2 separate regions of the Homo sapiens genome follow, and region 1 is linked to region 2. A link is a loop called in an ENCODE intact Hi-C map of the cell type or tissue named here. Cell type or tissue: Caco-2. All regions are shown on one strand. Each heading gives the region's core, and the rest is flanking DNA. Links, peaks and the distances in the headings are about the cores only.

The links. Hi-C counts contacts between places; a loop is a spot of excess contacts. Peaks named below come from ENCODE experiments on the same cell type or tissue, not always from the same donor. Only the 100,000 strongest peaks of a DNase experiment are listed, where the experiment ranks them.
Region 1: it touches region 2 in a loop (6-fold over the local background); 1 of 110 quality-filtered maps calls a loop at or near these places.

What each region holds. Positions count from the first base shown.
Region 1 is chr6:168,256,585-168,272,291 of GRCh38, forward strand. LOC101929420 (a long non-coding RNA gene) reads left to right here. Exons shown (of 5, transcript NR_110870.1): 2 at 2,284-2,792; 3 at 3,081-3,306; 4 at 4,084-4,786; 5 at 5,328-5,994. Among named protein-coding and RNA genes, the nearest start is that of DACT2, 55 kb to the right of the region's middle. In Caco-2, for the core only: no CTCF peak of the experiment used is centred there; DNase peaks (open chromatin) are centred at 8,187, 8,537 and 9,575; H3K4me3 peaks cover 227 bases.
Region 2 is chr6:168,349,165-168,364,871 of GRCh38, forward strand. No RefSeq gene overlaps it. Among named protein-coding and RNA genes, the nearest start is that of DACT2, 37 kb to the left of the region's middle. RefSeq lists an enhancer at 9,181-10,160. In Caco-2, for the core only: a CTCF peak has its summit at 6,944 (motif pointing left); a DNase peak (open chromatin) is centred at 6,927; H3K4me3 peaks cover 259 bases.

The DNA.
Region 1 (15,707 bases), core at 6,415-10,414, 91 kb before region 2:
GGCTACCCTTTCCAAGTGGTCAGAATGGCCACCTACAGGCTACAGCCCTTTATGAGAAATAAAGCTTTCCTTTCCAAACGTATGAATGTGGTCATCATTCAGTGGACAGAATCTCTCAGTTCAAAGTGATGGGAACTCATCCTGAAACAGGCTAACATGTTCAGCTTCCAGGTTAGAACCCAGGGGTGTTATGGGCTCACAGCTGAGCAGGGTCATAGGTGCATCACAGAATCAGAGGGAGGGGCACAGAATCAGGGTCTTGAGCCAGCGCCACTAATGGTGCAGAGTCAGGTTCCCTCTCTCTGTCTCCCTCTCTGTCTCTCTCTCTCTACGTCTCTCTCTGTCTCTGTCTCCCTCTGTCTCAATCTCTCCCCCATCTCTCTCTGTCTCTCTCCCCCTGTATCAATCTCTCCCTCTATCTTTGTTTCTCCCCATCTCTGCCTCTCTCTCTTTCTCCCTGTTTCTCTCTCCCTCTGTCTCAATTTCTACCCCATCTCTCTCTCTCCCTCTGCCTCTCTCTGTCTCTCTCCCTCTCTGTCTCTCTCTGTCTCTGTCTCTCTCCCTCTGCCTCTCTCTCTTTCTCTCTCCCTCTCTCTCTGTGTCTCTCTCCCTCTCTCTTCTGTCTCTCTCTCTCTCTGTGTCTCTCTCCCTGTCTCTGTCTCTCTCCCTCTGCCTCTCTCTCTCTCTCCCTCTGCCTCTCTCTCTCTCCCTCTGCCTCTCTCTCTGTCTTTCTTCCTCTGTCTCTCTCCCTCTGTCTCAATCTCTCCCCCATCTCTCTCTCCCTCTGCCCCCTCTCTTTCTCCCTCTGTCTCTCTCTGTTTCTCTCCCTTTGTCTCAGTCTCTTCCCTATCTTTCTCTCTCCCTCTGCCTCTCTCTGTGTCTCTCTCCCTCTGTCTCTCTCTCTCTCCCTCTGCCTCTCTCTCTCTCCGTCTCTGTCTCTCTCCCTCTGCCTCTCTCTGTCTCTCTCCCTCTGTCTCTGTCTCTCTCCCTCTGTCTCTGTGTCTCTCCCTGTCTCTGTCTCTCTCTCTGTCTCTATCTCTCTGTCTCTGTCTCTCTCCCTGTCTCTATCTCTCTCCCTCTCTCTCTGTCTCTCTCCCTTTCTCCTCTCCCCATTCCCCATTTGTCTCTCATGTTGTCATTTTCTTCTTGGCTTCATTCTTCAGACAATTTCCACATCCCTGGATGACCCACGCAGATTAGCACGCTCTCAGGTTAGTAACCCCAGGGAAAGACGATTCTTTTTTAATCTAGAAAACGTCTGTTTAAAGAATTCTTAATTCTGCCAGGATCACAAGTTTACCTGTCGGGGTGATCTATACAGTTGTGGAGGACTCTTCCATGATAGACGAAGGTCTAAACATGGCGGTGGTTTTAGGGCGTTGTGCTTGTTGAGGGGGCGACGGAAATGGTGAGGAAAAGAGTTCATTCAACACAGCGAGTTTGTGTCACTCAGAATCATGGTGAGGACCTGCAGGCATGCACGTGGACGCTGACCCATGGAGGGAATTGGTGTTCTCTGACCATCCCTTCAGTGCAGAACATCAGTCACAATTTAAGTTCTGTTTAGGTAAACAAATGACCTTTTCCTATGGGGCATTTTCATTTTATAAGGGTATGAGCTCATAGCAGGGCAAATCACTTGGTAGTTAAGACATCAGATGATGGTTCTCAGGGTGGCCCAGGCAGTAGGACAATCAGAGACTTTCAGCTGCCCAGACCCCTCCCTGGACAAGAGATGTGCATGGCGACCCCGGCCCCTCCCTGTCCATGTGACTCTCTTCTCCATGACACTGTACAAAGGAGAGAACGTCCACAGTGACCCAGCCCCCATCAAGTCACCCAAAGCTTGTGGGAAACAACCAATATGGAAAGATAAAAATTACTAAATGCAAAAGCTGCAGGGGAATGACAGCAAACACAAATAAATGAAATGAATGTCTTTAACTTAAACTACTTCTGGCCTCACTGTGTGTGCTTTATGGCTCTATGAGGTCATTTTTGTGCAAATAGGTGCCCAAAATTGGAGTGCGTTCAATTGACCATCCTTCAAATAAAAAGTGAGCGTATCCTAAAATGTAGAGAAGTCAAGCCTTTTTTTTTTTTGAGATGGAGTCTCACTCTGTCACCCAGGCTGGAGTGCAGTGGTGTAATCTTGGCTCACTGCAGGCTCTGCCTCCCGGGTTCACACCATTCTCCTGCCTCAGCCTCCCAAGCAGCTGGGACAACAGGCGCCCGCCACCACACCCGGCTAATTGTTTTTGTTTTTTTTTTTGTATTTTTTAGTAGAGACGGGGTTTTACCGTGTTATCCAGGATGGTCTTGATCTCCTGACCTTGTGATCCGCCTGCCTTGGCCTCCCAAGCTGGGATTACAGGTGTGAGCCACCGCGCCCGGCCGAGAAGTCAAGTCTTTCAGGACATACCTAAAGAAGATAGCATCCATGGTGCATGGAGCATGTGCCTCACCAGGCATCACCATACCCACCACAGCTCATGCGTGCGGATGCCTTTGCTACCCAGGACGGCCATACAAGGAAGCCATTGGGTCAGTCCTGTGCACAAACGGCATGTCAAGAAATTAAATGATTTCCTCAGGGCCCCGCAATTACCTTCAGCAAAGCTGAGATTCCCAGCCTTCTCTCCGCTCCCTGAGACTGACTCTGAATTGCTTTTCTGCTGGAGATGAAAACAAGAACAGAAACAGTGGAAACTAATCACATTTTTAAAAGTTTTACATAACCACTTAATTATAATACGCCTGCCCCAAAAGCACTCCTAACGTCCTAACACATGGTAACTTATTTGTTTAATTTTATAAGTATTTTCAGGGACATGGTGGGAGGGAGAGCATCAGGATAAAGAGCTAATGCATGTGAGGCTTAATACCCAGGTGATGGGTTGATCTGTGCAGCAACCACCATGGCATACGTTTACTTGTGTAGCAAACCTGTACATCCTGCACATGTATCCCGGGACTTAAAATTAAGTTTAAAAAAATAAAGTATTTATGGAAACATGGAGCTCTTTCTCTCTCTTTTTCTACTTCATAGAGTTTTCTTTCTTTCTTTTTTTTTTTTCCAGTACTTGTGATTTTTCTTTAAACCTCAAATATTATCGTCATGGAAGAAATACTCACAGTCCATCAAGCTTGCCTGTCAGGAGCATTTCCACCCTACAGACCAGCCATGGAGGCAGAGTGCAGCCCGGGTCTGTGGGTCACCAGGCCTCAAATGCCATCCCAGCGCCAGTGAAAGTTTGCTGTGTTCCTTTACACTGTCCCCTGTGGGCCTGGCTTCCCTGTGAGAAGGTGAGGACTTGGCTCAGCTCCTTAAGTTCCTGTTCAGCTTCAGGTTAGGACTCTATTAAATAACAACCCGACACCTTCAGATTCCTCCTCTACCCTCCATGAGATCAGCGACTAGCACCTTGTGCATCTCATTTTAGGTGCATTTTTTTTTTTTTTTTTTTGAGACAGAGTCTCACTCTGTTGCCAGGCTGGAGTGCGGTGGCATGATCTCGGCTCACTGCAGCCTCCGCCTCCCAGGTTCAAGCGATTTTCCTGCCTCAGCCTCCCGAGTAGCAGAGATTATAGGCACTCGCTACCACGCCCATCTAATTTTTGTGATTATAGTAGAGATGGGATTTCACCATGTTACCAGGCTGGTCTGGAACTCCTGACCTCAGGTGATCCGCCCACCTTGGCCTCCCAAAGTGCTGGAATTACAGGTGTGAGCCACCGTGCCTGGCCTTGGCTGATATCTTAACGTTCATATGGTACTTTTTCCCAGAGCCTGTCGTGCCCTGCGCAGCTCCCTGACCAACTGAGATCAGATCAGGGAGGTCGTTTGATCCTGTGTACACCACAGCTGACCGCGTGTGCAGCAGGACCCTCGGCATGCTCTCAGGAGCTGCAGTCCGGGAAACACAGGAAAGCTGTCGGCTGTGGTGGAGACTTCAGGCTTAGGTCCTGGGGGGATGGGTCCTCCAGTTCTCCCTCTGGGTCTCCGCGGGAACCCGGGTACTGCCTGTAAAGCCCCAGCCCTCCCCTCACTTGGCTTAAACCGCTGGGCATTTCCTTCCACAGGTTAAAGAGCCCCAAACAAAACACGCATTGAAACCTGCCTCCACAGCCCTCTCGGGCCTGCACAGGGCTGACCGGCACCCCTGGAGCCTGTCCACCTCTGGAAGGGCAGTTGCATGGCTCTGAGCACCGACGGAAACCCCTCGACCTGGAGAGGCCGCCTGCGTGGGGCCGACGTTGCACAGGCTGACCTTGTAGGGCGGTGGGTGGGGGATGCGGGGCAGGGGGCACAGCCCGGGCGCTCTTCCAGTGCTGGTTTGTCTATTTCATGTTGTCCACCCTGTCATCCACCAATTGTTCTTTGGGTCCATTGGTAATAATATCTCCCGCATGGATGGGCTCTTCCCAGAGCCTCGTGGGTGCTGAATGAAGCCCAAGGAATGGCCTTCACCAGACACTTTGTTTTGTTTTTTCTGTTTATAAAAGGCAGGGCCCAGATAGTTTCATTTTCACAGGGACATCTGTAAGCACACACTTTGATTTACACTGGGAAGAGCCAATGGTTCTCATTTACAGAGGGTCAAGCTCCAGGAGGGAGGCAAGGGGACGCTTTGGAAAATAAAGTTCTTCCTTTTACTCCTGTGGGCCTGATGTGCTCTGTGAAGTTCAAACACTGTATCGACCATCTCAACTCTCAGGACAGCATGTGACACCTCCATCACTGGGAGCAAACTCTGTGCAGGAGCACCTGATTCTGCCAGGGCAGGTAAGGAGGTGACGCCCCGCAGAGGCAGGTGATGTCCCGCGGAGGCAGGTGATACGGAGCTCTGGGGAGACCACCAGGGTGGGAGGGGAGAGCGCCAGGAAGGGCTGCTGTGTTGAAGCTGCTCCCATGCGCCCCGAAAGGGGGACGTCCACAGACAGAGAAGAGTGGGATCCCCTGACCACAGAGGCTGCCTTGGGCCGTGTCCCTTCTGGACATACAAATGCCCCATGGGCTGAGCCATGTGTATCCTACGATACCCCAGATATCCCAATAACCAGAGTCCCTGTGGGACAGCGAGTGAGGCTGAGGATGAACAAGCTTTGAAGCCTTTTTGAAAAACTACTAGCTCTCAAAACACAAAGTGCATTCAAACAAGAAGTTAATTTGTTATAACTTTTATGTTATAAAAGTGGATTTTTATGTAAGAAAAGGTAAGGATAAACTTAAATTATCCTATAATTGTGGCTATTTACTTGAGTTCAAACACTGAAAAGAAAATGAGAATTTCCTCTTTAAATTCCCTTTTCCCACGTCCTTCCAGGAAATTCACTCTCAGAAGCATGTTCCACTCAAGCGGACTTGGCCTGCGCTGTGAGTCAATGTAAAGAGGGTGTGTTGGCTTCGGCTGGTTGACCTTCAGAAGTCGGAGAAGGCCAAAGTCCCACTGAATAAACTGCAGATGAAAGAGACTCATGGGTCCTCAGAAGGAGGCATATGGCTGCTCTCGGGATCTTGACTTTTGAAATATTTGTTTAAAGCAAACACTTGCAGTGGCCGTGGAAAGCCTCCCGTTTCCTCTGGACCCTCAGCCTCTCCCTCGCAGGGCACCGGGCTCTCTCCCTCGGGGACAATGAGGCGAGAGAGGCTTTTGTTTATTCTTCAGGAGTCTCTGAGAGTTCACAGTCATGTTAAAAATTAACCTGGGGCCAGGCGCGGTGGCTCATGCCTGTAATCCCAGCACTCTGGGAGGCCAAGGCACAGGCGGGTCACCTGAGGTCAGGAGTTCAAGACCAGCTTGGCCAACATGGAGAAACCCCATCTCTACTAAAAATACAAAAATGAGTCGGGTGTAGTGATGGGTGCCTGTAGTCCCAGCTACTCAGGAGGCTGAGGCAGGAGACTCACTTGAACCCGGGAGGCGGAGTTTGCAGTGAACCGAGGTCGTGCCACCGTACTCCAGCCTGGGTGACAGAGTGAGACTCTGTCTCAAAAAAAAAAAAAAAAAAAAATTAAGAAAAAGAAAAAAGAGACCAAGCATGGTGGCTCATGCCTGTAATCCCAGCACTTTGGGAGGCCGAGGTAGGCTGATCACCTGAGGTCAGGAGTTCAAGACCAGCCTGGCCAACATGGTGAAACCACGTCTCTACTAAACGTATAAAAAATTAGCTGGGTGTGGTGGCGAGCACCTGTAATCCCAGCTACTCAGGAGGCTGAGGCAGGAGAATTGCTTGAACTTGGGAGGCAGAGATTGTGGTGAGCCAAGATCACGCCACTGCACTCCAGCCTGGGCGACAGAGTGAGACTGTGTCTAAAAAAAAAAAAAAAAAAAAAATTAGCCTGGGCTCACACCAGCCTTGGGCTCCGCCGCTGGGCTCTCCTCAGAGTCCTTGGTCACACGGGCTGACACTTTGCCGAGTCCTGGCCCCAGGCCCAGAGGGACTCACCTTGCAGGAAGGGAGGGCCTCCTGATTCCGGATCCCACAGTCTGGAATCACCAGACTGGGGCAAATCCATCTTCTGCCACTAAAACTTACCAGCATCTTAAAGCCCAAAGTGCCCTTTTATCTGTATTTGCAAATACAAGCTTATTATTTTCTAGAAAGAGACTCCTTACAACGAACAAAGTGCAAAGCAGTGTCCATATTTTAATAGGCCTGAGCCTCAGGTGGGTGATGCCTGCATTTCAGGCTCAGCTCTGCACTTGAGCTGTAAATATGCGTTCCTTGAGATTAAGACGAAAAGGAAAACCGTCCGACAAATGTGTTTGGTGGATTATGACACCATGACGCGTGGCCTCAGTTTCCTCACTTTGAAAAATATCCTTCAAGCAGCACAGAGCGGGCGGTTTGTCTCACGCTGGAGAAGGAATTCAGACGCAAAGCTCGCCGCAGCCTCAGAGGGCAGGCGCACCAGGCTCCTGGGTTCTCTCCGTGAAGGAAACTGACGAAGCCTTCCCGAAGGCTGATTTCTAACTGCCTGATGCTTCCAACGAGGTGGAGCTGTGGGCACAGACTCCCCTGAAAAGCTGAAGACACGCGCGGAGAGTGGGCACTGGACACTGGTTTCCAGCCCCTTAGCCTGGTGCCTTCAGAGACCGCGCCCCACCTCAGGGCTCGGCTGGCAGCAGGAGCCGGCGTGGAACGGCACAGACGCCGGTGCTGGGGGTTGGGACGGGCGGGATAGAGCCTCAAGTCTGTCTGCGGCCTGAGGCCTTTCTGTGGGCTGCTGCAGACGATCACTGCCAGGTGGAGAAGAAAGCCCAAGACAAGCTCTGGTTTTTCTGCATCTCTTATTCCCAAACTGATGTATATTTAGCTTCAGAGTAGCTGAACCTCCTCCTCCGCCCCCCAGCCCCCATCTCCCTGTTAGAAACAATCTGTGGGACCTGAACATCCTCCCAGGGTCTAAGACCAGGCTCTCTGCTGAGCCACACTTTGAGAACAGTGCTGTAATTAAATACACACGTGTATTTTTTTAAAATAACAAAATATATTTAAAAACGTATTTTTCCTACCTATTCCCTTGTAATGTTTCTCTTTAGATGTGAACATAATTAAATGTAAATTTGTTTTACTCCATTTTTATTATCCAAGTGTTTTTTACTTTGTGATTCTTTAAGTTCCTTAGATTTATAATTATAAAGTTGTTAAATTTTCTGTTAAATTTATAAACTATATTTGTCTGGCTTGGATATTAAATATTAATACAGAGAAGCCGAACTAACTTTCTTAAGAAGAGGTGTTGGGGCCCTTAGAACTGTTAAAGTGAGAAAAAAACTGTAATAAGCAATATATTCCCCAACATTTTAAAAGTCATTAATTTAATTATGCAGACACTTTAGGTTAGTGCTGTTGGGATTCTCCGAAAGGCGCCCACGTGAACCAGCGCCCCTCACCCGCAGCCCACTTGTCCTCAGCCCTTTCCCTCCCCAGTCTCCAGGATTTTAAGTTGTAAATTACTTGAAACGTGTGCATTCACCACCAAGAGAAAACACAAATGTTCCTCCACACTTAGAATACTGTAAAGGAGGGGAAAAAATTCTAAAAACGTGAGGGATAACTGAAAAAAAAGTGATGAAACAGGCCCCAGAACGCATAACGCTGTCCAAAGTACACCGCTGGCTTCTGGCCACGTGACTCTCCCCATAGCAGTCACAAAACTGTGGGGCTGACTTTGTTTTCCTGCGTGTTGTCTATTTTGACTTACTCACAGCTGTTCGTGGCACATGCAGACGGTCGGAGAAGAGGCCTCCGTTCCTTCCTCGCCTCCTAACCACCGGTGCCCTGACAGATCCGCCTCCAGCTCATGAAAGGGTCAGGTGTTGGGACTTGTCTTTGGAAACCATATAGCACTTTCCACCTCAAGTGATTTTTTAAAATCTACATGACAGGCCATGTAAAAAGGCTCCTCATACTCTGGGCAGTCCCTGCCCCTGTGTGCCAAGCCCTGACATGCTGGTTGGATGAGAGGATTGCTAAACATATTTACCGAAGTGCTGTGGAATTGAAGGCATTTGGGAAGATAGCATGCAGGAAAACTGTCTCTTCAAACACCGATTGATTAGGGGATTAGGGATGGGCCCACCTGAGCCAGATAAGGAGCTCGAGGTGCCCGGCCCACCCCCCAGGCCAAGCGACTATCCTCCTGGGAGGCGCTGGACTGACACCCTGGCTCACATCCTTCCTCCAATTCTCCCTCTGTTTTAAATCCCAAAGCTTTCCTGCACCTTTACACTGCATTTTATGCTTTATTACCTTCTCAGCCCCTTTTTCCTGAAGGCAGAGAACTGTGCTTCTGGAAGAATCCTCCCTTCCTAACACGAAGACCCCCTGGGCATCAGCAGACCAGGGCTAGAGACGTCACTAGGTGGCCGTCTCAAATCAGGGATAGGAGCTTCAGGCTCCGTGTTATGGGAGGGGCTCTGGTTGCGACTGTCCCATGTGGATCATGAAGGATGTTGACCCGAGACAATGCTGGACATGGTGAGGAACATGTGGGCACATCAGGAAACGCTGCGGCCCCCCCCCATCACACACCGGAGCCTCTGTGGGACCCCTGGTCGGTGCATCCCGGCACTCCGCTCCCACCTGCTCTCTGTGGCTTGAGAGGAGACGGAGATCTGAAGACCAAGGCTCTTTCCCAAATGCCCCAAATCTAAAGGCAAAAGTGTGCAGGCTGGTGGTTGTGGATGCGTGAAAACCCGACAATGGGATGGCTACATCTGGAATTCATTCTTCACTCTCCTTCCCACCCTTCTTTCCATTGTCCTGGAATAGACGCGACCTAAGTGGATTCAAATCTATACTAGGATTTAACATTCTCCATGGATCAGAAGTGATGGTTTGTTGGAGGAGACCTGATGGGGTTAGGAGCTGCACATTAAAGATGTTTTGTGTCTGGAGACTGACCCGCTGTCAGCAAACTTTGGAAGGTCACTGTGAGTGGGGGACAGGTGAGACAGAGAGGATGGAAGCTTCACCAGTGCAGAAGGGTCTCCGTAGGGGATTGGCTCTGCCATGGCACCTGACACCCTTGCAGGAACCCACATCGGCCACAGGTCAGGCTTGCCGTTGCCTGGCTGGTCATAGCAAGTGGCGTGTGACCCTTGGACATTGTGGGAGGAGTAGCCTCCTGCTTTTAATGAGGGTGGGAGTCTCCACCTCACCCCGCAGGAGACAGCTGCAGGCTTCCAATCTGCTGCTGGAGAATGGGGGGACTTCCCGACAGCAGAGCCTATGGCTGCTCATGCAGTCATGGGGTAACTGAGTACCCCCCTTTTTCTAAGAGGTGGTTTATAATTTTTTCCCTCTCTCTCTTCTTTTCCTTGGTTGCTCACTTCCTATTAAGCCCTTCAGAAATGCAAATCTAGCCTTTCACCTCCTCCTCACCAGACATTCCCCGCGGGCAAGTTCTTCTAACCCTGTGTGCCCAGACAGCTCTCTCCGGATTTGCAGAGGAAAGCATCCCTTCCAGCTAGCTGCCCCGGATTTTCCTCCACCAGAAGCGCATTGCGAAAGCAAGCCCCTTTGGCCACCTTTACAACTTATTTCTGCCCAAGTCACCAAGAAGGTGCCACCTCAGATGTCTGGTAGATAAGGCACCAGGCTAGCAGAGGGCCCCTGCCCTTAGCTTAAAAAAGAGTTCACTTTCTGCTGCAAAGGTGAAGCAGCACATTTAAAGGCAGGATGTCTTGTGCCCCTTCCCCAAGTTATAGCTTCAGAGTAAATTCACTGTTTTTGTATCAGAACTCACTCTTGTTGATGGAACTCTGCATGCGGCGAGCAACTCACCTGGTTTTTGGTTACAGTGAAGCGGGGGGGGCTCTGGTTCCGTGTTGTCTTGTGGGACCAGAGACACAGAGCTTGCAGCATGCCATCTTGCTTGTGTGCGGTGTGTGCAATAAATGTTAAAACCACAGGTGCTCTCGTGTCCAGGCCAGGCACATCTCTGGAAGTGTGTGCACCCAGCCTAGCAGCTGCTGCTGCTGCGGGACCCTCAACCACTTGACATGGACCCTCGACCACTTGACAATGCCAATTCTCCAGAAACAGACCTTCAGATTCAGTGGAATCCCTCCAAAGAATCCACAGGTGATATTTTTTGGAGGGGACAGGGAGAGGGACACACGTTTTAAAATTGACATGGTGACTCCAGTATTTGAAGATGCATGTTGAAATGTACAGGGCCAGTTACAGACAATAAATGATCTTAGATCACAAGGTCGGAAGTCAGACTCTTCCGTGATGCAGGCTAGAAGACAGACAAACAGATCCGAGGCAGGGAACCAGAACTCCAGAAACAGACCCCCCACGTCCCCTAATATATGACAGAGTGATCACTGCAACAGATTGAGGAAAAGACAGTTTCAAAAACACTAGGGCTGGATCAATTGTGTATTTTTAGGGGAAAAATAAATATTTTCTTTTGCCTCAAACTACCATTCCGAAAGTTGATTTCATGTAGATTGAAGGTGTAAATGTGGAGGGTAAAACACTAAAGAATCAGGAAGAAAACACAGGCCTGTCTTCAAGAAGATGGGCAGACAAAGATTTTTAAACATTATTTTTTATTTTAAGTTCTGGGTACAAGTGCTGAATGTGCACGTTTGTTACATAGGTAAACATGTGCCATGGTGGTTTCACGCACCTCTCAGCCCATCACCTAGATATTAAGCCCAGCATCCATTATCTATTTTTCCTGATACTCTCCCTCCCTCTGTCCCCTCTGACAGGCCTCAGTGTGTGTTGTTCCCCTTCCTGTGTCCACATGTTCTCGTCGTTCAGCTCCTACTTAATAAATGAGAACATGTGGTGTTTGGTTTTCTGTTCCTGTGTTAGTTTGCTGAGGATAGTGGCTTCCAGCTCCATCCATGTCCCTGCAAAGGACATGATCTAGTTCCTTTTTATGGCTGCATAGTATTCCATGGTGTATATGTACCACATGTTCTTTATCCAGTCTATCATTGATGGGCATTTGGGTCGGTTCCATGTCTTTGCTATTGTGAATAGTGCTGCAATGAACATATATTTGCATGTATCTTTATAATAGAATGATTATATTCCTTTGGGTGTATACCTAGTAATGGGATTGCTGGGTCAAATGGTATTTCTGGTTCTAGGTCTCTGAAGAATTGCCACACTGTCTTCCACAACGGTTGAACTAATTTACACTCCCACCAACAGTGTGAAAGTATTTGGCAAAGATTTTTTAAATGGGACAAAGAAAGCACTAATCATAAATGAGTTTGAAAAAAATGGAACTTTATGAAAAATTAATAATTTGTGTTCATCAAAATACACTGTTAGGAGAGGAAGAGGCAAGCTCCGCATAGTGAAGGCAACTTGCAGTCCATGCATTCAGTAAATACCCACACACCAAGAATGTAACAAGATTTCCTGCAAACTGGTAAGAAGGCAAACCAAAAGAAAATCTCAGCAGAGAACTTGAGCAGAAACAGCGCGAGAGAGGCTGTCCACACGGCTTGCAAATACATGAAAAGGAGCTCAACGTCAGCAGTCATTAGGGAAACGCAAGTTAAAACCAAAATGAGACAGCAGAATGTCGAACATCAAAAGACCAAATTTACAAGTGTGGGAAATGCTGATCAACAGAACTGTGCATGGCCAATGAGTGTCCAGTCCTTGGCCTAGAAGGGCAGGGCTTAGGCTGGGGAAGATCAGTGGAAAGTTGAGGGCAGCAGCCAGGACTGGGGGTGGGGAGAGAGGGGAGTCCCTCCAGAAGGACCTACAGGGCCTAGCACTTCTTATGTGGGATGACAAGGTGCTGGATTCCTGGTCTTCTGCCACACTTGAAGCCATTTGTAGTGGTGGAGTCATGATGTTTATGCATAGCTTATTTGGTTAAAACTCATTACACAAAGGCAAAACCAAACAGTGAATGGGAGGGAGGAAACGTGGGCTGTGAAAATGACACAATTTTCAAGGAGTTTGCCTGGGGACAGAAGAGAGACCAGGGGGAGGTAGAGCTGATGCAGAAGGTTTCAAGGACAGTGAGGGAGATCCCAGCCCTGAAGATGGTGACAGAGACCCCAGCCCCAGGGACAGTGAGAGGGACCCAAGCTCCAGGAGGGTGAGGGAGCCCCCAGCCCCTCTGGTGACTGCGATGCAGGAAGGAAGAGCTGGATCTCCCAGGAGGCCTTGGGTGAGGGTCCCTGGGGTGTGCTGGGCTCTCAGGAAGCACTTGAGGGGAGAGGTCTGTCAAGCATGTGGCCAAATTCTAGAGTGAAGGGTTAGGGGGACATGAGGGTTAGGGGGACATGAGGGTTAGGGGGACATGAGGGTTGGGGGGACATGAGGATTATGGGGGACATGAAGGTTGAGGGGACATGAGTGTTAGGGGGGACAGGAGGATTATGGGGGACATGAGGAATTGCTGATTTGGGGCAGGAAAGTGGAAGCTCTGAGCCAATTACAGCTAACATTAGAAGGATCCGCACAACATGCCGGGACCCCAGATCCAGGGACACGGGCGAGGTGTTTTGTGCCCGGCCTCCCTGGTTCCCACTTCTCCCTGGCAGGCTGCGGGCAGCAGGCTGCGGTCCTGAGAAGCGGGAGCCGTGTCCATGCTGACACCCGTGCTGTGCCTCCTGGAGGGAGCCTCGCCAGCCGTATGGCAGCATGTGTGACGGTCTGTGATTCTTTTTCCTAGGGTCCTATTTTCCCTCCCTAGGAAAAACACTGTCCTAATAAATTGTCCTACCTCTTCCCTGGTTCTCTTATTTAAGAACTCAGGGGCCAACTCCTCAGGCCATCTGTTTTGTGCCTTAAGAATGTGAGCATCAGTGAACATAGTGACCCTGCAGTCCTCACTCCCCACCCCCCCTTTTAAGCAGCCGCTCTGTTCAGCACACCACAGGATCACATGCACACACCATGTGCACACACCCTGCACACCACACACACACCACGCACACACCATATACACACACCACACACACACCATATATACATAATACACCACACCCCACACACCATATACTCACACCACACACACACCATACACACACCATATACACACACCACACCCCACACCATATATACATAATACACCACACCCCACATACCATATACTCACACCACACACACACACACGCATCACACACACCATATAAATATGCCACACTGCACACACCAGGCACACCATATATACACACATCATATACACCAAACCACACACATACACCCCATACACATCATATACATCACACCACACATACATAATACACACTCCACACACACGCCACCCTCCTCTCACACAACATATAAGCTACACCACACACACTACACACACCATATACACCACTGTAGATACACGTAATATGCACACCACACACACACACTACATACCCCACACACAGCATGTATACCACACCACACACACACACACACACAAAACTCAGACCATACACACGCATATTACACAGAACACACATACTCGACACACAACATACACACAGAACACACACACATAGTACACACCATATGCACACACCACAGATACACATAATGCACACACACTATACACCCCATGTTGTCTCACACACATGCATCGTCTCAGGGCATGGCCGCTGTGGGGGACCAGCGAGTGGCCCCCCATCTCACAGCCTCCCGAGTGGGTGCTAGCTGTCCTAGGAGGGGAAGCTGTCCTGTCTCTGGAGGCTCCGTGCCAGGGATGGAGGTGCCTCCTGCCCCCGGCTCCTCTGAGTGGGTGCCCCACAACTCCCATCAACTGCGGTCACAAAACCCCACACAGGCCAGCCCTGCCTGACAAGCTACAGGTGGGAACTCTGCCAAACGACACAAAACACAAGCCGGCATCACAGGTCTGGTCAATAGAGGTTCCTACCATTGACCCTCCAGGAAAAAACAAACCTCTCATCCAGATCTCAGGCTCCCACGCACCCAGTCCACGTGCCCGAGGGACTGCTCTCGCTATGGGATACAGAACCCAGATCAATGAGACTGCTCCCTCCTGCCAAGTGCATGGGGCTTGTCCTTGATTCTAGGGTGAGGGGATTTAGAGTCGCCTGTCCCCATCGAGCTGGGCTTCACTAGGTAGAAAGCTGACATTTTCTCTGTACTTCGTAAAAGGAGGTGGCCACCCTCTGGGAGGGTGCAAGACGCTTTGTCCACATCTGCCTTCACCTTCCTTCTTTTTTTTTTTTTTTTTGAGACAGAGTTTCACTCTTGTTGCCCAGGCTGGAGTGTAATGGTGCGATCTCGGCTCACTGCAACCTCGCCTCTCGGGTTCAAGTGATTCTCCTGCCTCAGCCTCCAGAGTAGCTGGGATTACAGGCATGTGCCACCACGGCCGGCTAATTTTGTAGTTTTAGTAGACACCAGGTTTCTCCATGTTGGTCAGGCTGGTCTCGAACTCCTGACCTCAGGTGATCCGCCCGCCTCAGCCTCCCAAAGTGCTGGGATTACAGGCGTGAGCCACCGCGCCCGGCCATTTCACCTTCCCAGTCCTTCCACTGAGAGGACCTGTGCTCTGCTTGGGCTGACCAAGCAGCCAGACAAGGCAGGTGAGACTCAGGTGCTGGAGGACCAGGGCCATACACACATGCTGGAATCCTCGTTCCCTCTGAAATCCCTGGGCGGCCGCCCCCTTCCCACCCAGGTACGCACACAGGGCCACGCACACATGCTGGAATCCTCGTTCCCGCTGAAATCTGCCTGGGCGGCCACACGCTTCCTGTGCAGGCTGCAGGGACCCAGAGGACGGTGTCTTGCCGAGGGATCCTCCCTCCCTCCAGGTACCTCGCCCCGGGACAGCAGAAGTGAGAGACAATCCGAGCATATCCATGTAATGTGGAAATGCTGTACTATCACCCATCTAAACAAAGCTCGGAACTGTCTGCGCCCCAGGACGGGGTCCCAGCTGGCCCAGGAGAAATCGCACTCACAGGCCCAGCAGAGCCCAACGCCAGCGCTCAGAATCCCACAGTGTCTAGACACGCACAGCAGCAACACGGAAGCGGCACAGGGACAGCCCCAGCGGTGGCGACCCAGCTCCACAGGCGTGTGGCAAATGCAGGCAGGCCTGGGCTGGCTCGGGTGGGCTGAAGGCGAAGGCAGTGAAAAGACGTGGCTCTGCCCCTTTTATTGACGTGATATTGATGTCTGTTCATATCGATGCCTCTCAATGGAGGCATCAGCAGTGGCTCCAGGAGACAGAGTAG
Region 2 (15,707 bases), core at 5,064-9,063:
CTGAGGCGGAGGTTGCAGTGAGCCGAGATTGCACCACTGCACTCCAGCCTGGGTGACAAGAGTGAAACTCCATCTCGAAAAAAAAAAGTTTCTTTTCTTGTTGCAAGCCCCAGTTAAACACTCTAACAGGGCTGATCGAAACCACGGCAGCTGCCTGCCCTTTATGGAGTGTAGGTCCGTGCCCTTGTTGTCAGGAGGGATCTACACAGAGAATAACCCAAGGCGGGTTCCAGCCCAGGGCCCAGATGGCAGCCACTGCAGAAGGCAGACGTTCACCTAAAGAAAAGGTCCCTCCTACGTTTATCATGGAGACCTCCAAGGGAGAGAGACACGTAGGTTATGCTCAGCTGGTCTGCAAGTACATCCTCATGAATAATTCCATAAAATTGTTTCTTAGGGCAAAGTTATGCTGGGCTTGAGCTGGGTTCTGATGCTCGATGTCATCAGAATTTGTTCCTCCAGGCGTGGAGATGAGTGGAGAGTGGAAGAGAAACATTAGGGGTTCAGGTTCCCAGATAACCCTGCCTATTTTAGACCCAAATGCTTCTTTTTTAAAAAAATTATATATATGTATATATATATATGTGTGTGTGTGTGTGTGTATTGTGTATATTTAAAGTATACAACATGATATTATGGGGTACAGATAGACAGTAAAAAGGTTACTATGATGAACCAAAGTACATATCCATTATCTCACCTAGTTACTCATTTTGTTTGTTTGATTTTGTGACAAGGTGGCTGTAGTAGTCTGTTTTCACACTGCTATAAAGATGCTACTTGAGACTGGGTAATTTATAAACAAAGGAGGTTTAATTGACTCACCGTTTTGCATGGCTGGTGAGGCCTCAGGAAACTTACAGTCATAGTGGAAGCTGAACAGGAAGCAAAGACCTTCTTCACACGGCAGCAGGAAAGAGAGAGAGCAAGAACAGGGAAAAGTGCCTTATACAACCTCCGGATCTCGTAAGAACTCACTCACTGTCACAGGAACAGCATGGGGGAAACAGCCCCTTAATCCAATCACTTCCCACCAGGTCCCTCCCTGAACACCTGGAGATTACAATTCAAGAAGAGGTGGGTGGGGACACACAGCCTGACCACAGCAGTGGCAAGAATCTACTCAGCATGAATTCCAAATGCTTCCTTCCCCGCAGTCCTCATGTTGTACACAAGACCTCCAGACACCTACATGTCTACATCTCTCCATGTTGTACACGAGATCTCCAGACACCTACACATTTGCTACATCTCCCCATTCCCCTCGCCCACCACGTCCCTGTAAACCACTGTTTTGTTCTTTCTGTATATTTGATTTAAAATATTTGTTTAGTTTCCACATGTGAGATTATGCAATATGTTTCCTTCTGTGTCTGGCTTATTTCACTCAGCAGAAGGATGTTCTGTAGGTTCACCCATGCAGTGGCAAAATGACAAGATCTCACTCCTTTTTAGGGCTAAATAATATTTCATGATGTGTATGTACCACAGTTTTTTTAAACCATTTGTCTGCCAATAGACACTTAAGGTTTTCTTCCCCCCCACATCTTGGCTGTTGTGAACAGTGCTGCAATAAACATGCAGGTGCAGACGTCTCTTTGAGACACTGGTTTCATGGATTTTGAATCTATATCCAGCAGAGGAAAGGCTGAGTCATATGGTGGTTCTTATTTTGAATTTTTTGAGGAAGCTTATACTGTTTTTCATAATGACTGTACCAATCTACATTTCCACCAACTGTGTACAAGAGGGAAAATTAAAAGCTTTTCCACCAAGATCTGCTATGAGGCAGGGATGCCCACTCTTGCCACTCTGTTCAACATAGCATGGAAGTCCTAGCAAGGGCAATCAAACAAGAAAAAGAAAGAAAAGGCATCCGCAGAAACGAGGAAGTAACATTATCTCCATCTGTAGAGAACATGATCATATGTGTAAAACACCTCAGAGTTCCACAAAATGAAACCAGTGTTAGAACTACTAAATGAATCCAGTTAAGTTGTAGGATATATAAATAATAACCTAGCTGAAAAAGAAATCAAGAAAACAATCCCATTTACAACACATAGAAATAAACAAAATGCCAAGGAATAAATTTAACCAAAGAGGTGAAAGATCTGTATGCAGAAAACGATGAAACATTGATGAAAGAAGTTTGAAGAAGACACAAATAAATGGAAGGATCTTGTGTTCATGACTTGAAATGATTAATATTGCAAAAATGTCCTCACTGCCCAAAGCAATGGACAGATTTAATTCAACCCCTATCAAAATCCTAGTGGCATTCTTTACAGAAATAGAAAAAAAAACTACAATGTATATGGAACATAAGAGACTCCAAATAGCCAAAACAAGAATGAGAAAGAAAAATAAAGTTGGAGGCATCACACTTCCTGATTTAAAATTATATTACAAAGCTATAGTAATCAAAACAGTACAGGACTTTCATAAAAACAGTCTCATGTACCAATGAAACAGAATAGAGAGCCCAGGAATAAATCCAAACATGGATGGTCCACTAGTTTTTGACAAGAGCACCAAGAGGACTCAATGGAGAAAAGTCAGTCTCTTCAACAAATGGTAATGGGAAAACTGGATTTCCATGTGAAAAAGAATGAAATTGGACCCTTATCTTACACCAAACAGAAAAATCAACTTAAAATGGATTAAAGACTTTGATGTAAAACCTGAAACCATAAAAATACAAGAAAAAAACAGAAGCTAAAAGCTCTTTAACATTGGCCTTGGCAGTGATTCTTGGATGTCACATCAAAAGCTCAGGCTACAAAAGCAATAAATAAATAAATGAATAAATGGGACTACATCAAACTAAAAAGCTTCTGCAAAGCAAGGGAAATAATCAACAAAATAAAACGGCAGCCCATGGATTGGGAAACCATAGACCTGATAAAGGGCTGTATGAGTCCATTCTCGCACGGCTATAAAGAAACACCTGAGACTGGGTAATTTATAAAGAAAAGAGATTTAATTGGCTCCCAGTTCTGCAGGCTGTGCAGGAGGCATGGTGCTGGCATCTGCTCAGCTTCTGGGGAGGCCTCAGGAAATTTACAGTCATGGCAGAAAGCCAACAGGGAGCTAGCATATGGCATGGCTGGAGCAGGAGAATGCCAGCACATGGCATGGCTGGAGCAGTGCTGGCATCTGCTCAACTTCTGGGAGGCCTCAGGAAACTTACAGTCACGGCGGAAGGCCAACAGGGAGCCAGCACGTGGCATGTCTGGAGCAGGAGAAAGAGGTGGGGGGAGGTGCCGCACACTTTTAAACAACCAGATCTCATGATAACTCACTCACTCACCATCCCCAGAACAGCACTGAGGGATGATACTACCCATTCATGAGAACTCTGCCCCCAAGATCTAATCACCTCCAATATTGGGGATTACAATTTAACATGAGATTTGGGTGGGACACAGAGCCAAACCATATCAAGGGTTAGTATCCAAAATGTATAAAGAACTCATACAACTCAATAGTAGAAAACCCTATTAAAAAATGGGCAAATGATCTGAATCGCCATTTTCTCCCAAGAAGACATAAAAATGTCCAACAGGTATAGGAAGAGGTGTTCAACATCAGTGGCCATCAGGGAGTTGCGAATCAAAACCACTATGAGATAACACCTCACATCCCTTAGAAGGGCTGTTACCTGGAAGTCGAAAGATAGCAAATGTTGGCTGAATGCTTTTCTTCTGCTATGATAAACGACAGAAGCATGCTCCTTGCTTTTCTGTTTTCGTCATTGGGTACACAGAGAGCAAAGCGTTCTAAAGTGGGAACACACGCCTCTACTTACCACTGATAGAACTGGCATGACTGCCCGATGATCAAGCACACACACACATGAGGCTTTTTGTGTGGATTATTATGGGCAACTGTGAGGTTCCAGAAGAGGGTAATGCACTTAAAAATGGAATAGCGAGATTCACTGAATGAACAGAACAATTTTCTTGGTGGGATTTTCCAAGCGACTGGGAAGCCCCTGCTGCCACCGTGAAGTCATCTTTACTCTGGAGAGAAACCCGGAGTGCGATACAAACCCGAACCAGGCTGGGCTCCTGAGGAGTGTCCTAGTGTGTGCTGCTTTGCAAGGCGAGAGAGCTACACACCTGCACGAGAGAACTACCTCGCCTGTGGTTTTAGGTGGAACATGAAACCCAATTTCTTAATATGCCAAAATGAATGAAGAGCAGGGGAAAAAGCCCTTTGGACACCAGAGAATGGGTGGGGCCCCTGGGAGCATCTAGTCAAGGCAGACAGAGGCAAATTATATCCACAGACTAACCACACTGGAGGAGGAATGACCCTCAAGCATTTCTCCTTTCCTTGAGGTTATCTGGCAATATGGAAATTCATTTGTCTTTCTTATTTGCCACTTAAACCACATAAACAAAATTCCAAAATTATTTTCCTCTTTAAAATGGAAAGTGCTTCTTTTCCCAGAGAACAAGGGTGATTATAGAACAATCCAGGAAGAAACAAAAATTCACACTAATTTAAAAATCAAGAAATTACCACAGTGTGGGGTGACATAAAGTGACTTCGAGGTTGCTTCCACTAATGCAAACACATAGAGCATATCCCCAACCAGAGAAGCACGGCATTAGACTTAGTTGTTGAAGATTCTCTTGGCTTTTCCATATGGATTTTGTAAAATGCTCAAGGGAAGAAATCATGTCTCCTCTGTCTTTAGGTCCTCAGTGCTAAGCACGTTGACGGATGCTTTGCATGTTAGATGAGACCAAGACATTTTTGGTGAATGAATGAATTAATATTGTGTCACCTGGAAGAGGAAACCTGATCTGCATCTATTGTTATGGATTTTTTTGTTGTAATCATCTTTTATACAAGAGTTTTAATATGAATTCTTTTTTATTATTTATTTATTGATTGATTGATTTTGAGACGGAGTCTCGCCTTGTCGCCCAGGCTGGAGTGCTATGGCGTGATCTTGGCTCGCTGCAACCTCTGCCTCCCTGTTTCAAGCGATTCTCCTGCCTCAGCCACTGGAGTAGCTGGGATTACAGGCATGTGCCACCATGCCCGGCTAATTTCTTTGTATCTTTTAGTAGAGATGGGGTTTCACCATGTTGGTCAGGCTGGTCTCGAATTTTTGACCTCGTGATCCGCCCACCTCGGCCTCCCAAAGAGTTGGGATTACAGGCGTGAGCCACTGCACCTGGCCCAATATGAATTATTTCATTTGAATCTTTGCAAAAAGCTTGCAAGGTGTGGCATATTTTCACACCCCTTTTACAGGCGGATAAACTGATGCAGAGCAGAGGGAAGTAGCTTGCCCAGGAGTCCTCTGCTCGCTGCCGACCCTGATGCAGCCTCCCTCCCCTGGGCTGCGGAGCGGGACCACAGGCTCTCCCCAGCCTTGGCTGCCATTATTTTCCTGCCAAGCCTGCACGTCGTCACTCTGGGGAGCACTCTGGCTAATGCACTCTTGGAGGTGTAGACTTAGTCACGGTAGATCTTGGCTTTCTATTGAGCAACAGTCAGTATTCTCATAATAATACAATTTAAAATCTATTTTAAAAAAGAAATACGTTTTATTTATTTTCCAATTGTTAATTAAAATAAATCCATATCACATACAATTTCGAAAGCCCAGAAAAGAAGAGCTAGAATCTCATTATTGGAACACAAATGCACTAATATTTTGGCTTAGTTTCTTCTAGCTTTGTTTTCCTGTGCCTGTCTTTTACATAGTCACAAATGCGGTAAAGGGCATTTTCTATGTTGTGTACAATGATGACCCCAGATCTTAAGGCCTGGACCATATTCTACCGAGTGGAGGTACTCAGCAGAGTTACATTACCCCTACTTTAAGGCTTTCAAATAATTTTTGAACAATTTTTATTAGAAATGGGATTTTGATGAACATATTTTATATGTAATGACGTTCCATACTTAGGATTTTTTCTTAGCTGAGATTCCTCTGTGTGGATTTAACAGGTAAAGGACATAGTATTTCTGTAGCTTTTGCCATCTGTCGTTGGGTACTTTTCCTAGAGCAATTGTTACACCACTGTAATTACAACCGGCGCAGATTAAGAATACAGTTTCCCTGTACCCTTGCCTAGAGAACAGCCTGCGATGTCTTAAAAAGTGTTCCAACCCAGTTCACTGAAAATTGATGTCATTTGTAATCCCAGCACTTTGGGAGACCGAGGCAGGTGGATCACCTGAGGTCAGGAGTTCAAGACCAGCTTGGCCAACATGGTGAAACCCCCGTCTCTACTAAAAATATAAAAAATTAGCCGGGCGTGGTGGGGGGCGCCTGTAGTTCCAGCTACTCAGGAGGCTGAGGCAGGAGAATCGCTTAAACCTGGGAGGTGGAGGTTGCAGTGAGACGAGATTGCGCCATTGCACTCCAGCCTGGGTGAGAGAGCCAGACTCCGTCTCAGTAAAGAAAAAAAAAAAAAAAAGGAGAAGACAATTGATGTCAGAGATAGGATTCAGATTCCATCTTTATTGCTTGATTAGGGATGTTGTGTTTTAATAAAAAGCCCAGGTGTCTGCAAAGAGACAAAAACAGGGACTTTTGTCTTAGGGGTGGCAGTGGGGCCCGGTGGGCAGTGCTGCCTGCATCTCTCTGGAGCTGACCTGGCCTCGTGCCACCCTGCACTGGACCCCAGGGGCACCCCCAGAGCCACCGTGCTCTGCAGACTGCAGCAGCTTCTAGAAGGAGCCTCCTGCCCTGCGTGTTGGACAGACAGCAGGGTCACTGTCAGCCCGGTCACAGCTGAACTCTGCACTTAAGGACTCGGTCCCCGCACAGCCTGGCTCCCCAAAGTCAGAGCACACGGAAACTCCAAATGCTTTGCTTCAGGTCGACACTGAGTGTGAGCCGCCTGTCTGCGTGGGTGGGTTGGACTCTTCCTCCCTGTTATGGCTGTGGGAGTCTGCACCTCCTTGGTGCGGGTGGGGTGCCCCCTGGTGTCCACGCAGGGGGGACGCGGGGATCTTCAGCCTGACCCAGGGCTCCAGAAAGAGGCAGCTGCAGAGAATCCTCCCAAAAACGCAGCAAAAGGCATCCCCTTTCCTTATGAGAATTACAGAGAAATCTCCCAGCACTTACAGCAAATGACAAACGACGCGAGGTCTCCACATCTCACATCCAGCGGCCCCGGCCACCAGGCGGTGACACGCTGTCTGCAGAAACAACCCGGGGCCACACCTAGCCCCTTCCCTTTGCTTCCGTGCCTCCCTTGGCACCTTCTTTCTGCTTCTTTTTAAATTGCTCCCTTCTTTCCTGCAGGTCTGGACTCAGGGAGACCAGGGTTCAAATTCGGGCTCCAACGGTAACATATTTTTCCCTGAGTTTGGAAACGCCCCAGGCTGCACTTTCCTCACCTGTGAGATGAATGTGCAAAAGCATCCACTTCTGGAAACGCCGAGAAGATCAAGCGTGTGAGCACCGCAGCGGACCCAGGACGGTACCTGGCAGGGGCGGCCCCAGGCAGGTGTGAGAACCTCAGCGGGCCCAGGACGGTGCCCAGCAGGGGCAGCCCCAGGCAGGTGTGAGAACCTCAGCGGGCCCAGGACGGTGCTCAGCAGGGGTGGCCCCAGGCAGGTGTGAGAACCTCAGCGGGCCCAGGACCGTGCTCAGCAGGGGTGGCCCCAGGCAGGTGTGAGAACCTCAGCGGGTGCAGGATGGTGCCTGGCAGGGGCGGCCCCAGGCAGGAGTGAGAACCTCAGCGGGCCCAGGAAGGTGCTCAGCAGGGGCGACCCCAGGCAGGAGTGAGAACCTCAGCGGGCCCAGGACGGTGCCTGGCAGGGGCGGCCCCAGGCAGGAGTGAGAACCTCAGCGGGCCCAGGACGGTGCTCAGCAGGGGCGGCCCCAGGCAGGTGTGAGAACCTCAGCGGGCCCAGGACGGTGCTCAGCAGGGGCGGCCCCAGGCAGGTGTGAGAACCTCAGCGGGCCCAGGATGGTGCTCAGCAGGGGCGGCCCCAGGCAGGTGTGGGAACCTCAGCGGGCCCAGGACGGTGCTCAGCAGGGGCGGCCCCAGGCAGGTGTGAGAACGTCAGCGGGCCCAGGACGGTGCCCAGCAGGGGCGGCCCCAGGCAGGTGTGAGAACCTCAGCGGGTGCAGGATGGTGCCTGGCAGGGGCGGCCCCAGGCAGGAGTGAGAACCTCAGTGGGCCCAGGAAGGTGCTCAGCAGGGGCGACCCCAGGCAGGAGTGAGAACCTCAGCGGGCCCAGGACGGTGCCTGGCAGGGGCGGCCCCAGGCAGGAGTGAGAACCTCAACGGGCCCAGGACGGTGCTCAGCAGGGGCGGCCCCAGGCAGGTGTGAGAACGTCAGCGGGCCCAGGACGGTGCCCGGCAGGGGTGGCCCCAGGCAGGTGTGAGAACCTCAGCTGGCCCAGGACCGTGCTCAGCAGGGGTGGCCCCAGGCAGGTGTGAGAACCTCAGCGGGCGCAGGACGGTGCCCGGCAGGGGCGGCCCCAGGCAGGAGTGAGAACCTCAGCGGCCCAGGACGGTGCCCGGCAGGGGCGGCCCCAGGCAGGTGTGAGAACCTCAGCGGGTGCAGGATGGTGCCTGGCAGGGGCGGCCCCAGGCAGGAGTGAAAACCTCAGTGGGCCCAGGAAGGTGCTCAGCAGGGGCGACCCCAGGCAGGAGTGAGAACCTCAGCAGGCCCAGGACGGTGCCTGGCAGGGGCGGCCCCAGGCAGGAGTGAGAACCTCAACGGGCCCAGGACGGTGCTCAGCAGGGGCGGCCCCAGGCAGGTGTGAGAACGTCAGCGGGCCCAGGACGGTGCCCAGCAGGGGCGGCCCCAGGCAGGTGTGGGAACCTCAGCGGGCCCAGGACGGTGCCCAGCAGGGGCGGCCCCAGGCAGGTGTGAGAACCTCAGCGGGCCCAGGACGGTGCCCAGCAGGGGCGGCCCCAGGCAGGTGTGGGAACCTCAGCGGGCCCAGGACGGTGCCCAGCAGGGGCGGCCCCAGGCAGGTGTGAGAACCTCAGCGGGCCCAGGACCGTGCTCAGCAGGGGTGGCCCCAGGCAGGTGTGAGAACCTCAGCGGGCGCAGGACGGTGCCCGGCAGGGGCGGCCCCAGGCAGGAGTGAGAACCTCAGCGGCCCAGGACGGTGCCCGGCAGGGGCGGCCCCAGGCAGGTGTGAGAACCTCAGCGGGTGCAGGATGGTGCCTGGCAGGGGCGGCCCCAGGCAGGAGTGAGAACCTCAGTGGGCCCAGGAAGGTGCTCAGCAGGGGCGACCCCAGGCAGGAGTGAGAACCTCAGCGGGCCCAGGACGGTGCCTGGCAGGGGCGGCCCCAGGCAGGAGTGAGAACCTCAACGGGCCCAGGACGGTGCTCAGCAGGGGCGGCCCCAGGCAGGTGTGAGAACGTCAGCGGGCCCAGGACGGTGCTCAGCAGGGGCGGCCCCAGGCAGGTGTGGGAACCTCAGCGGGCCCAGGACGGTGCCCAGCAGGGGCGGCCCCAGGCAGGTGTGAGAACCTCAGCGGGCCCAGGACGGTGCCCAGCAGGGGCGGCCCCAGGCAGGTGTGGGAACCTCAGCGGGCCCAGGACGGTGCCCAGCAGGGGCGGCCCCAGGCAGGTGTGAGAACCTCAGCGGGCCCAGGACGGTGCTCAGCAGGGGTGGCCCCAGGCAGGTGTGAGAACCTCAGCGGGCCCAGGACCGTGCTCAGCAGGGGTGGCCCCAGGCAGGTGTGAGAACCTCAGCGGGCGCAGGACGGTGCCCGGCAGGGGCGGCCCCAGGCAGGAGTGAGAACCTCAGCGGCCCAGGACGGTGCCCGGCAGGGGCGGCCCCAGGCAGGTGTGAGAACCTCAGCGGGCCCAGGACGGTGCTCAGCAGGGGCAGCCCTCAGTGGATGTGAGCACCCCATGCTCCGGTGCTTCCTCCTGCCAGTCCTCTTGCTCCTTGTCTCAGCTGCGTCTGTCCTCCCGCAGGACGCTCCTGTCAGACACCAATCTGAATGTTTAATTATCATCATTACTATTAAATGGTTTTGTTCTCCTAGCTAACAAATACCACTTTACTGGTGCAGCAGGGTTCTTGCTTGCACTATTGATTATCTAACACACAGAATCATTTGCATGCAGAGGTGGAAGAGACATCTTTGAGCAGCTGGCGGAACCGGCACGTTTGAGAGCTGAGCATTTGGGAAGCTTTTGCGATCTCTTAAATCAAGTGTAGCCTAAAGCTACACTGTCTGCATATTTTAAATTCAACCTACAGGTTCTCTGTAGAGGTGTAAACGGACCATAGCCTACTCTTGCACCAATCACCGAGTTTTGGCCAGTCAAAGGTGGCCAACTGTTCAAACCATGCTCAAACACCACAAGTGCCGAGATGTAACCAATTGGCTGTTTCTGCACCTCACTTCCGTCTTCTGTGCGTCTCTTTCCTTTTTCTGTCCTAAATATTCTTCCACCACGTGGCTGTGCTGGAGTCTCTCTGAACCTGTTCTGGCTCGGGAGGCTGCCTGATTCATGAACCCTTCGTTGCTCAATTAAACTCTGTTAAACTTAATTCTGCTAGAATTTTTCTTTCAACAGGGGCATTGATGAGCAGTTCGCATCAGGGATGTGTTTGGCTCACACTGGCTGGTAACGAGGACCCTTTCCCCTTCACGTGTGGGTGGGAGGAAACCGCAGGTCTTCGTACGCTGCTCATTGTAAGGGCCTGGAATTTCAGGGATGACGATACCACCTATTATGTGGATGGCGTTATTTTTTTGTTCACAAGGAGAATCTTCAACTAATTGTGTGTAATTTCACAGCTACGCTGACGAAGCACGTCAGCACAAGCAAACACAGTCACTGCTGTCCTCCCAGGGTCCCGTAATTACTTTAATATGTGTGCACAATCGCAGCCTGAGAGGACTGTGGGAGGTGCGATCCCATATTTAGAAATGGGGAATCACTAACAACTGTGGGAAACTCTCGAGGACGTCAGAATTTTGGAGAGAGAGGTAAGAAAACAAAATGATGTTTTAATCCTGTTTAAAATCAGTATGCACGTCACAGCTGAACACAGAAAAGGTGATAACATGAAGACTGAAGGGACCCACGATGAGGATACATGAGGAATGAAGTTCGTTTTTCTATTTCTGAACAAGAAAGTTGAAGGGCTATTTTCTAGAACGAAAGAGAGCTGAACGCAGGGATTTCAACTTTTTGGGAAATATAATTGATTAATTTTTTAAAAACTACACTTATTTTTCAAATAATCACAAACCTACAGAAGAGGTGGTAGCACAGTGTGAAGAACTAGATGATGTTCTGCTGTTCAAGAGCCTTTTCATTTCCAGATACATTTCAGGATCAGCTTGTCGATTGCTACCAAAAAAAAAAAAAATACCGTAAGCGATTTTGATTGAAATTGCCTTTTGAAAAATAATTACAAAATTGTAAGACCGATACTACCTAATTTCAAGATGTATTGTAAATGCATGATAATATTTAGATTACCATAATAAATAAGATTTATTGTAAACCTGTGGTATACAACATATTATATACAACAGTGTATCACTGGCATAAAGGTAGACAAATCAACAAGACAGATTAGAGAGTCTGGAAATGGATCCACACATATGTGGACATTTGACTTTCAGAAAGTGTTTAGAGACAATTCAGTGGAAAAAGGATAATCTTTTCAACCAATGGTGCTGAAACTGTTGTATACCTATGTGTTCCAAACGAACAAGCAAACAAAACTTCTGTCCATACCATGCACTATATTTTAAAAAAACTTTAAATGTGTCATAAAACTAAATGTAAAACTTAAAACTATGAAAACTCCTAGAGAAAAGCATAGGCAAAATCATTATAGCATTGGATTAAGAAAAGGCTTCCTAAATATGACACCAAAAGCATGATCTCAAACAAAACCCAACACACATACAAAACCCATATTGTAAACATAAATTACGTAAATTAAAAACTTCTGCTCTTTAAAAGATGCTGTGAGGAGAATGAAAAGGTAAGCCACAAACTGAGAGAAACTAATTGCAAATTACATATTTGATAATGATGGATTTACATCCAGAGAACATAAGGAACTCTAAAAACTCAGTAAGAGAACAGACAACTTGATTAAAAAATGGGCAAAACATTTGAACAGACATTTCCCTATAGAAGATAGGTAGATGGCAGATAAGGACCTGAAAAGATGTTCAACATTACTAGAGATTGAAAAAATGCAAATTTAAACCCCAATGAGGCCTCCATCTATACTTTAACATGGGTAAATGATAAAGAATGACCATGCCAGGTGTTGGCAAGGATGTGGAAAAACTGCAGTTCTCGTGCACTGCAGGTGAGAAAGCAAAATGACGCAGCTATGGAAAATGGTATGGGGGGTTTTTGAAAGATAAACACACCCACCATGTGATTTAGCTGTCCCACCCCTGGGTGTGTACCCAAGAGAAAATAAAGCGTCTACAACATCTGCACACAGATATTCACAGTAGGTTTATTTGTAATAGCTAAAAACTAGAAACAACTCACATTGCCAGCAGTAAGGTCATAGGTAGTAAGCAAATTGTGGTATATTGACAAAATGGAATACTACTCAGCAATGAAAAGGAAGGCACTATTGATCCATAAAGCAGCACAGGCAGGTCCAGAATCGTGACAGAGCAAAAGGAGCTGGACCTCTCTAGGCAATTTGCTGTGTGATTTCATGAGCATACAACTCTGGAAAATGCAGAGTCATCTGTTGTGGCAGGAGGCAGAGCAGCAGCAGTCCTGCATTGAGGGGCCCAGGGAGGATGGGGCAGCTGGGAGAGACACCATGGCCATGGAGAGGGCAACGCTGCCCGTCCTAACCGATGGGCTCATGGGTGTCCAAACGCCAGAGGGCATCAAGCTGCACTGTGGATATGCGGTAAATTGTATGCCTATGACGCCTCCTCAGTAAAGTTGTTAAGAAGTTAAAAAACAAACGAAAGTTACCAGCAGTAAAGGTTTCCCATGTTATGACACTAACGAAAGATAATCAATTTTATTTGTTTTCCATTTTGGTGCCTATTTTCTTTTTCATTTCATTTTGTATTTAAATACATATGTTTCCCAAATCAAAACCATGAAACAGGGAACACTGAGAGAAGTGTCACTTCTGTCCTTATCACCTGCACCCACTTCCTTCCCTCTGCCGAAATAAAAATTGTCTTGGTTTATTTTTCCATTCTTTTTCAAAATAGGAGTGAATGGTACACACACACACACACACACACACACACACACACATACACACACACACATCCCCTTCTCTCTTTTCCAATCAAGGCTGTGGCCTGGTAGGACCATCGCACCCCACTGCTTGGACACACTGATCTGCTGTCCAGGTGATGGCTGAGAGGAGCCCCTGGTGATCTGGAAGGCATGCCGAAATCTGGAGCTGCCTGGGGTCACCAGGCCCAGCTAGTCCCCATTGTTTAGGAACAGAAATGGATGCTTCCTGCCTAGTTTCACTGCTTCACAGCCTAGCTTGGCTTCAGACCCATAGGTTATAAAGACCTCACTAGGAACTTCTGCTTGGATTCCTCCAAAACCAGGATCTCTGCCCAGATCTAGGTGGTTCCTGGTCAGTGCAGGTGCATCCGTGTGGCAGAGCATGGCTGGAGCGCTGCCCTGCAGGTGGGCTGTGCCGCACCTTCACTGGAACCAGAGTCCGGGCTTGCCCCCTACCCCCAAAGCTTATAGCAAATGCACGGATCATGCCACTCTTGTTCACGGCTCTGCCTTGAGACCTAAGGGATTTTCTAAGAGGCTTCGGGAGCCTCATTTCTACTCCTAAGAAGCCAGAATGATGTGAAGTGTGGAAAACCAACTCCATTTCTAAAAGGAAACACATTTACCACATTAGTATCTAACTGTGGGTGACTGGCACTGGTACATTTCTACCTAGTAGCTTACAGGAAATGCATGTCCACCCCCATGATAGCACCTGTGTTCCCAGAATCATTCAAGAAAATGTTATACATTTCCAATGAGAAAGCAAGTCTGCCATTTTAGAACTTTTAGCATTATATTCCTCCCATAAAAATGGCTGAAGCAGAGGAAGTTCAGATGATTATCTATCTATCTATCTATGTCATCTATCAATAGATATGCAATGAGTAAGACAGAGGCAGAGAGAGAGACGGAGATGGAGAGAGAGAGAGAGGGAGATGGAGAGAGAGAGGAAGATGGAGGGGGAGGGGGGAGATGGAAGGGGAGGGGGAGATGGAGGGGAGGGGGAGGGGGAGATGGATGGGGAGAGGGAGATGGAGGGGGAGAGGGAGATTGAGAGGGAGAGGGAGATGCAGGGCGAGAGGGAGATGGAGGGGGAAGGGGAGATTGAGATGGAGAGAGGGAGGGAGATGAGAGGGAGAGAGCATGAGCGATTCTCAAGTGGGCGCCTCACATACTTTCAAAAATGCTTTATTGCTTATGATGTGCTATTTAAAGTGTGTTTCTAAATGTGCCTATTATTAAAAGACATTCTTTGAGAACCATCAAGAACCACCCCCCTTTCCCAGGATGAAAAACATCAATAAAGCTTTTCTTCCTTTGAAAAGTTGGTGGCTGTGATTGGAGCTAGTGCTGGAGATGAAGCCAGGTGTGGGTGATGACAGAGCAGTGTTTCTGGAACTCGTTATTTATATAATAAAAGTATTTTTGTTTGTCTAACGTAATCTTGGCATGTGAAATTGATCTTTGTTTAACGTATTAGGTGGTGTTGAAAACTAACCTGGCTTCTACTGAGACACACTGGTCATGCAGCCTGGAAGGGAAGCTGCCCTTTGCCCTTTGCCCCTCACCCCTCACCCCTTACTGGGCATCTGTGGCTCTGGAATAGAGCCTGTCCTGGGACCCCACAGAGCTGATGGGCGAGACGTGGTCTCCACGGCAGCAAAGGGAGGCAAAGGGGAGAGAGGAGTTCCCCAGCCCTTTCTGTGTCTGCTTAGTTCACATGCAAAAGAAAACATCTTGAGGCAGGAGCGGAGGTAAAACAGCGCCACACAACACACACAACAGGGGGCATTTGCAGCTTGTTAATGCTGATTTAACAGCAATTAGAATGGCATAGATATCTTCCGGGAGGGGGCCATCAAGGCGTTAATTAGAAAAAAATTGAGAGTAAAGAAATACAGGGAGAAAACAAGACATTCTTTAAGAAGCTGTCAACCTGGGCAAGGACGGCCCAGTGGTGGCCCCAGAAGGGGCTTAGAAAGATGGCCCTGAAAGGTGGCCCTGGGAGGTGATTCTTGGGGGTAGCCCTGGGAGGTGATTCTGGGAGGTGATTGTGGGGGGTGATTCTAGGGGGTGGCCCTGGGAGGTGACTCTGGGAGGTGATTCTGGGAAGTGATTCTGGGGGGTGATTCTGAGGGGTGATTCTGGGAGGTGATTCTTGGAGGTGACTCTGGGAGGTGATTCTGGGAGGTGACTCTGGGAGGTGACTCTGGGAGGTGATTCTGGGAGGTGACTCGGGGAGGTGATTCTGGGAGATGATTCCGAGCAGTGATTCTGGGAGGTGATTCTGGGGGGGTGGCCCTGAAAAGTGTCCCTGGGGGATGATCCCGATGTGGCCCTGGGTGTTGGCCCTGTGGGGTGATCCTGGTAGGTGGCCTAGGAAGGTGGCTCTGGAAGGTGGCTGTGGAGTTTGCATGTGGGCCGGGAGCCATGGAGGAAGCACAGCAGGCATCAGCTGTCAGGGAGCTGAAGGAAAAAGAAAGTC